3 separate regions of the Homo sapiens genome follow, and all the other regions are linked to region 2. The links are chromatin contacts, found by Hi-C or POLR2A ChIA-PET in ENCODE. All regions are on one chromosome and are shown on one strand. The core of a region is the stretch at or near the end of the contact, and the rest is flanking DNA. Distances in the headings are between cores, read along the strand shown.

The links. A loop is a pair of places that touch in the nucleus more often than their neighbours do. ChIA-PET counts read pairs that join two places held with the same protein, here RNA polymerase II (POLR2A). Pooled maps may share reads with other maps.
Region 1: a map of B cell shows a loop between it and region 2 (26-fold over the local background). The contact joins the promoter of PPP1R3F here to the promoter of GPKOW in region 2. A Hi-C loop is called at or near these places in 6 of 168 maps with a recorded cell type or tissue (B cell, CD8-positive, alpha-beta T cell, OCI-LY7 and 3 more), 12 of 37 single-sample maps with no recorded cell type and 18 of 50 pooled maps. POLR2A ChIA-PET finds 5 or more read pairs at or near these places in 2 of 52 experiments (OCI-LY7 and endothelial cell of umbilical vein).
Region 3: a pooled map shows a loop between it and region 2 (2.5-fold over the local background). The contact joins the promoter of KCND1 here to the promoter of GPKOW in region 2. A Hi-C loop is called at or near these places in 1 of 168 maps with a recorded cell type or tissue (naive thymus-derived CD4-positive, alpha-beta T cell) and 7 of 50 pooled maps. POLR2A ChIA-PET finds 5 or more read pairs at or near these places in 1 of 52 experiments (B cell).

What each region holds. Positions count from the first base shown.
Region 1 is chrX:49,268,384-49,271,083 of GRCh38, forward strand. PPP1R3F (protein phosphatase 1 regulatory subunit 3F) reads left to right here and starts at 1,410. Exons shown (of 4, transcript NM_033215.5): 1 at 1,410-2,490. The coding sequence starts at 1,487. RefSeq lists enhancers at 499-998, 696-745 and a silencer at 1,446-1,685.
Region 2 is chrX:49,122,317-49,125,016 of GRCh38, forward strand. It overlaps GPKOW (G-patch domain and KOW motifs), which reads right to left and starts at 1,419. Exons shown (of 11, transcript NM_015698.6): 1 at 1,231-1,419; 2 at 306-460; 3 at 82-206. The coding sequence starts at 1,406. RefSeq lists enhancers at 1,089-1,742, 1,743-2,396.
Region 3 is chrX:48,970,544-48,973,243 of GRCh38, forward strand. It overlaps KCND1 (potassium voltage-gated channel subfamily D member 1), which reads right to left and starts at 1,301. Exons shown (of 6, transcript NM_004979.6): 1 at 1-1,301.

The DNA.
Region 1 (2,700 bases), core at 160-2,659, 150 kb after region 2:
AGAAGGAACAGCACTCTTGGGAGAGGGAACAGTAGAAGCAGAGATGGGGGGACAGAAAGAAGGGAGGTGAGGCCCCTGTGGGGTGTGGAGTGTCAGGTTGGGCAAGAAGGACAGGGCTTTGATTGTGATTCCATTAGTCAGAAGCTACCCATATGCCCAATCAACTTCTGGTAGCACACAGTCAGGTCAGTGTTTGCTGAGCTGAAATTTAAAAAAGTGAATCCTTCAGAAAGTTAAATTTCCTATTCGGCCATTCATTCAACAATAGTATCAAGTCCTGGAGAGTGCTTGCGGCTAACAATCAGGGGCATTCTTGGCTTGTGGCACTGCTCAAGAAAAGGTTGTAGTTGGGCAGGGAGGACCCAGTAAGTAACTAACTGCAACAGGACAGTCATTTTCACTTTCCTAGTTCACACACCAAGGTGTGGTCTAGGCCTTCAGGGGCTCTGGGTATTCCTGGGGCAATGGGGAGTCACGGAGGGTTAGGGAGAGGGTAACCCCATCCCTGAGAAGCACATTTTTCCTAATGGCTGCCTGCGTTCTATGGTTCTGCTGTCCGGCCACCCAATACCTCAGACTCTGTCTACACAGCGTCCTCCTCTCCAGCCTCCTTATTGGCTACTCATGCCTCCCTTCACACCACCTACACTGCCCCCGTCGGCTCTGCTTTTTTCCCCATCTTGCCTCCAAGTCCTCCCTCCGTCCCGCTGCACTATCTAGCCTCGGCATTGGCTCATCCCATACTAGTACTGTCCTTTGAGGTCTCTACGCCTTCACCCTGGCTCCCTCATTGGCTATCCGCCAGCTCTCGTCCTCGCTCCCGCCTTCAGCCTCCACCTCCATTGGCTCGGCTCCCTACACACCCGCCTCTTGGTCTCCTTTTAGCCTTCGTATTGGCTAGCTCCACCTTGGCACCACCCCTTCGAAGCCGCAGTGCACGCTCACAAGCCTCCCCATTGGCTCGCTGCAGCCATTGTCGTCATCCCACGCGTGGCTCTCCATTGGCTGTTCTCTCTCTCTAGCTACCGTTCCACCGCCTACGCAACCCGCGGGATCTCCCACTTTTTGGGCCTCTGCGTTCGTTCCCGGCTGCCCTCATCGCCTGTAGCCATTCCACTTTTCCCACCGCCCACATGCCTCTCTCGCTCAGACTTCCGCATTAGCTGTCTGCTTCTGTTTTCTTCATCATGGATTTCGCACCACCCCCATTCCGGCCTCTCCATTGATTCCTCGATCATCCCGCCCCCTACACCGCCCACTCCCGGGCATCCCCATTGGCTGCGTGCTTCTCCGGCTCTCAATTCGCTGTACGTCATCCGTGCATGGCTGCCCATTGGCCCTCTGCAATACTTGTCTTCATCTCACCGCCTATGCCCCCGTGAGCCGTACCCCTCCGCGCTGGCCTTCCCATTGGCTGCCCGCCCCTTCAGGCCCTGCCCCCGCCGGTCCCGCCGCCGGTGCCGTCGGTGCCGCCGCCGCCGCCGATATGGCGCGTACGGCCCCTGTGGAGCCCCCGCTGCGGCATTCCGCGCCCCCCTCGCCGGCCGCGGGTGAGCCCCGCACCTCGGTCGAGGCGGCGGTGGCCCCGCGGAGGGTGCTGTTCGCCGACGAGGCCTTGGGGCTGCCGCTGGCGCAGTTGCGCCGCTACCGGCCGTGGGGCGGGCCCGGGGCGGGCAAGATGGCGGCGGCGGCCGGGCAAGATGGCGGCGGCGGCGGCGGGGCCGACGAGGACGACGATGGCGAGGATGGGGATGAAGGGGAGGAGGAAGAGGAGGCTTGCCCCGAGCCCTCACCGCTGTGCCCCGTCCCCGCTGGCGGGGGGTTTTACCTGGTCCCCACATTTTCGCTGCCGCCCGCGCCGGGCCGTCTGGAGCGCTTGGGGCGCGTCATGGTGGAGCTGGAGGCGCTGCTGCCGCCTCCCGGAGCGGTCCCCGGGGGTGCCGGGGTGTGGGTGCCTGGGGGCCGCCCGCCGGTGCTGCGCGGGTTGGTACGCGTGCTGAACCGCTCCTTCGAGAAGGCGGTGCACGTGCGGGCCTCACACGACGGCTGGGCTTCCTTTTGCGACCACCCAGCGCGCTACGTCCCGCGCAGCCCGCCGTGGGCAGGAGCGGGAGGAACAGGAGCAGGAGATCCCATCCTGGATCCGGGGCTCGGCCTGGGTCCCGGCCAGGCATCCGCCTCCTCGCCCGACGACGGCGGCCGCACCGACCGCTTTGCCTTCCAGCTGCCCTTTGCTGAGGGCGCGGGCGATGGGGCGCGCCTCGACTTCGTGGTGCGCTATGAGACCCCTGAGGGCACTTTCTGGGCCAACAACCACGGCCGCAACTACACAGTCCTGCTCCGGATCGCACCCGCTCCCACACCCACTGATGCCGAAGGGCTGCCCCAGCAGCAGCAGCTGCCGCAGCTGGAGCCACAGCCCGAGTGCCAGGGTCCCGTGGAGGCTGAGGCCAGGCAGCTGAAGAGCTGCATGAAGCCGGTGAGGCGCAGGTAATGTCAGCCAGCGCCACCTCCGCCAACGCAGGGCTGTGTCTGGGATGGAGGACAAGCATTCCGGCCCAGGAACCCCTCAGGCCTGCTCTCCAGGACAGGGAGGAGGGTGCATTGAGTCAGTCAGTCAAAGAGTGATGGAGGTCAAACACGTGCTAGGCACTGTTTTAACTGGGGTTTTATTCCTCCATTTATTGAGTTCCACTGTAA
Region 2 (2,700 bases), core at 169-2,668:
TCCCTGCTACGTGCAGGGACACAGCCTGGCGGACAGGGCAAAGAAAGGCTGGGGCAGGAGGGGGACAAGGGGCCAGCTCACTGTCTCTGCCCGGGGTTCGCTGTCTGCCCCTTCCCCGCTGGGGGTGCATCCTTTCTGGATCATGGGGATAGCGAGCGTGGGGTCGACACCCGCATTCTCTCTCTCTTCCAGAGACTTCTTGGATTCTAAAGGAAGAATAGGAGGGAGCAATGAAGTCCCACTCTATCCTTCCACCTTCTTCCTCTTCTTCCTTCAATGGGGAAGGGTAAAGGGGTATCACTCACCCGCAATGAGCTCCTTCACAGCCTGGGACACCACCCCATCCGCCAAGGCCCCAGTATCTGTGGATGGCCCAGGGGGCCGGGCTGGTGGCTGCCTGCGATGGCCATTCTGGATCAAAGGGATGACGAGTTCCTTGGGGGCCTCCTGGGGCTTCACACTGATGTGGACACAGAGGGGTGGGGTTGGGAGAATGGCAGGGTCAGTGGGTCACACTCCTTCATTCAGAGAAAACACAAGAGCCAAACTCACCCCAGCCCCACAGACCATGTCTTCCCTACTCCATGTCTGGATCTCCTGTTCCTCTCTGATCGTGCATTCTCTGGATTATCTCCCCAGTGCCCCCAACTCATAAATGTCAGTGCCTTCGAGAAATAAGTCCTGCACTCTCTGTTTAACTCAATACCGGCTTCTACAATGGCCCACAAATCACTATCTTCAGCCCAGACCTTCCCCAGCTCCAGGTTCCCAAACAGCTTCCTAGATGCCTGATTCTCTTCTGGAAATCCCTCCCTCAGACCCCTCAGACACTCCTCTCCTCATTAAGCTGATGGTGGCCTCCATCAACCTGAATCTGCCGCTCCATCCCGTTCCCCATATCGGGGACGCCTCAGCCCTTCAGTTGAGACACTAGCAGGTCCTGTCATTTTCTCATTCTTTCCTTCTCCCAGAACGCACAGACCTTAGTGTCTTCAAGTCCTAAAGACACTTCTTCTCAGTAATACATCCTCTCTTCGCAATTCCCACAGCTATCAGGCCCAATTTCCTCACCCCCTCCTATAAACTCCCGCCTTCTGGCCTCCACGAATTTACTCAGGCTGTGCTTCAGGCTTAACAGGTCACTGTCACCAAGACAAACAACTGAGATTCCTCCCTCCCGCTTACGCCCACCGCAGAGATTTCCAAGGGGTGAAAGACCCGGCGCGTCACCTCTGCAGCTCCCTCCCTTCCACGGTTTTCAAGAAATCCTTCTCCTCCGGAGATGGCCCCGCGCCGTCTCCCGAGTCGGCCAGCCGCCTCCGTGCGGACGTGCGAGTGAAGCCGAATGAAATTGGGGCAGTGGAAGCAGCCGTCAGCGGCAAAACACCCTCTTTGGAGTCAGCCATCTTGCTCCTTTTCCCAGGCCGGCGCGCTGCTTGCTGGGAAATTTAGTTTGGGTTCAGATCGCTAGGGGCCGGCCAAAGTGCGTAAAAACTACCTTCCCATCAACCACTGTGGCACCGGCGGGAGGGGGCGGTAAGGGGCCGTGGGAAGTAATTGTCGCTCTTTCAAACGTGGTGGGAGCGCGTCGCGCCAAGCGCCCAGGGAAATGTAGTTTTTTTTTTGTTTGTTTTGTTTTGTTTTTTAAGATGGAGTCTCGCTCTGTTTCACAGGCTGGAGTGCAGTGGCGTGATCTCGGCTCACTGCAACCTCCGCCTCCCAGGTTCAAGCGATTCTCCTGCCTCAGCCTCCCGAGTAGCTGAGACTAAAGGCATGCGCCACCACGCCTGGCTAATTTTTGTATTTTTAGTAGAGACGGGGTTTCACCGTGTTAGCCAGGATGGTCTCGATTTCCTGACCTCGTGATTCTCCTGCCTCGGCCTCCCACAGTGCTGGGATTACAGGTGTGAGCCACCACGCCTGGCTGGAAATGTAGTTTTTAGCGGGGTAGGCATGGTGGAAGGTGGATTCATTCTTGCCAGACATTAATCTTCCTTCGTGTAGGCGTTTGACAAGTATTTATGGAGCGCCTAATGTGTGCCCTACTTATGTGGGAAGTGTTGATGAAGTAAATCATTTAGAAATAATCAGCTGGGTGTGGTGGCGCGCACCTGTAGTTCCATTTACTCCGCAGGCTGAGGCAGGAGGATGGCCTGAGGCCTGGGAATTCGAGGCTGCACTTAGCTCTTATCGCACCACTGCATTCCAGCCTGGGTGACAGAGCGAGACCCCATCTCTAAAAAAGAAAAAGGTCGGGGGTGGGGGGGATGGAGCGTCAGTTGTGTACAATAATAAATAATAGACATAAAATAAATAATAGACATAAAAAACCCCGTCTCTACTGAAAATACAAAAATTAGAGGGGTGTGGTGGCTCATGCCTGTAATCCCAGCATTTTGGGAGGCCGAGGCTGGTGGATCACCTGAGGTCAGGACTTTGAGACCAGCCTGACTCATATGGTGAAACCCTGTCTCTACTAAAAATACAAAAATTAGCCGGGCGTGGTGGTGGCGCCTGTATCCCCAGCTACTTGGGAGGCTGAGACAGGAGGATTGCTTGAATCCGGGAGACAGAGTTTGCAGTGAGCCGAGATCCTGCCACTGCACTCCAGCCTGGGCGACAGAGCGAGACTCCGTCTTAAAAAAGAAAAAAGAAAGAAAGAAAGAAATAGTGCCTATTGGCCAGGCTCATACCCGTAAT
Region 3 (2,700 bases), core at 51-2,550, 150 kb before region 2:
GGATGGGGCCAAGAAGGAGCTGAGGGAGGGTTTAGAGAGACTGAGATGATTCTAAAGGAGTCAGCCTGTGCCTGAGAGGTGTCTGGGGGCGTCTAGAGGGGCCAAGAAACACGTGGGGAATTCTCTGCACTCTCAAGAGTCTCAGGGAAGGCAGAAGAGCCTGGAATTCCTTTGCAGTGGTGGAGAGGAGACTGGGGCATCCAGAGGGGTAGAAATGGGACCAGAGGTGCTTGAAAGAGACTGAGAGTGCCTGGAAGTGGGGGTTCTAGAGGGGCTGAGACAGGTGAGGAGGGTTGTCCACACCCTCAAGACTTCTAGGGGAAGCATAAGAGGGTTAGACCCCCCTCATGGATCTGGAAAGGGAGCTGGTGCATCTTGAGGGGTGGCTGTGGATCCAGGAGGTTGTAAAGAGGCTGAAAGGTGTCTTGGGACTGCCTAGAGTTGCCAAGAATAGCCCGGGGGGGTGTCTATACTCTACAGGAGTTCTGGGGAAGAAAGGAGAGGCCAGAGCCTCCTAGTAGGGCTGGAGAGGGGAAGGGGTTATCTAAAGGGGTAGACAGGGGGCTGGGTTATTTTTTGAGAGGCTGAGAGTTATCTGGGGGAGGTGGGTATCTAGACGGGCCAACAAAGCCTGGTCGACACTCTCAGGAGTTCTACAGGGAGGAAAAAGGGGCCTGGGGAATTCCAAGGGCCGGGACTCAAATGTTAGGAAGTTGGGCACAATCCCAGAGCACCCAGGGGATCTATGAAGACTAAATAAGAGGAAGGGGGTTAACCCCAAAATGGGATTAAGAGGGGGGTGGGGTGTTGAAAGGGAGTTGGGTGTGTCTCCAGGGAGGGGGGCTCCTGGGCTTTGCAGGAAGCTGGCAGGAGACGCCGGGAGAAGGCTGGGTCCCACCGTTGGGGGCAGGTCTGGGGAAACCACACCCCGAGGGGCTGGCGGTGTGTACTGGGCAGTGGCAGTAGCAGCAGCGGCAGCAGGAGGAAGAGAAGCAACCACAGCCAGGCATAGGAGAGAAGGTGGCATAGGCAGGGGGAGGGTGCGGGGTCCCTGGAAGGAGGCCTGGGAAGGGCAAGGTCCAGTGGGACCCCTGGGGACTATCCCAGGATGGGTTAGGGCGTGGGGGCTGGACCAGGGAAGGATGAGGACAGCGCTAGTGGTGGTCCCCCTCCCCCTCTCTCTCGGGGCGTCCTCACCTGTGTCCCCGCTGCAGGAGCAGCAACAGCGGTGGGGCTGGGGGTACCAAACACCCGAGCTCCTGGCCCCCTCTGCAGAGCTGCCTGAGTTCTCCTCCTCCTCTGGCTCTCTCTCCCCGCCCCTCTGAGCTTGCCGGGAGATGGAGAGGCAGGGAGGGGCCTCGTGGCTCCCTGAGCCCCCTCCCCTAGGACAGCCAGAGAGGGACCCTGGGGAGACTCCGCCTCCTACAAAGCTGGTTGGGCCTCAGTCGCGTCATCTGGAAAATGGGGGTGGCAGGGAACTTCGCCAATTCTCTCCACCTCCTTCCTGGACTCCCCTCTCTTCCTGCCCAGCTCCTACCCGCTCTGCCCCCAGGGGCCCCCACCCCCACTCGCCTGAATCAGCAGCACTTAGCAGATCCGATCGATGGGAAGGCGTCTGTTAATGGCCCCAGAGCGGAGTGCCACAGGGAATGATGCAGCGCTGTCCCCTCCCTGCCCCCCAGACTGTGGAAAGGCAGGAGAGCCAGGAGTCGGGGGTAATTGCTGGGGAGTGTTTCTCTAGATGGCCAAGCTTCCGAAGCCGCCCCCTTGAGGGGCGCAGCATGGGTTACAGCCCCAGCTCTAAGACTTCGGCTGTGGGATTGGAGCACGGGACTTCCTGTTTTTAGATATGAAATGAGGGTAAAGGGAATGTAGAGGGGGACAATCCAGGTCCCACCCCCCTACCATCTCAGGCAGGCCCCACTCCGAGGGGGTAGTCTCTCTTATCTGTCCATATCCAGTGGCCTCAAATCACACCTCCTCCGCTAGAGGGCTCTGCTTCTGGATGGCAGGAGCACTGATTATGGAATGCCTCTGGCTGGCTATGGGTGGGTTCAAACCCCAGCTTTGCCACTGACTTGCTGCATCCTTGAGCAAGTGACTTGCATTGTTTCCTCAGTTGTCAGATGGAGAGACTTATCCCAACTTGATAGCGTCATTTGGAGCATTACATGATGTGAAAGGTGATAGCACTGGACACAGCTCACACCAGGGATGCTTAATCTTAATTAAAGGAGTGTGATGACAGGGGCACTGTAATGCAGGGCCAGGCCTAGCCTTTCACCCAAGATTTACCCACCCGTGTAAACTTCCAATTGCCCATTTGGCACACTCCTGATTTGTCCATTTCTACATCCATTCCTCCACCTACCCATCCACCCATTCTCCCACCCACACAATCAATTCCTCTATCCATCCCTCCACCCACCCGTCCACTTAGTCGTTAATCTACCCACCCACTCATTCATCCATTTGTAAGTTCACCCCATTTGGCTGTTTGCCAATCTATCTGTATGTATCCATCCTCTGCCCATCTCTTCCCACCCGGAACACATGCAGGGTGACATCCTCTGCCCATCTCTGTCCATACATAGCTCCACTTGTCATTTCTTCTCCCACTCTTTACCCTTCCCATTCATTAGCTCATCTACCCATCCATCCATTCCCCCAACCATTGGTCCATTTACTCCTAACCTGTCC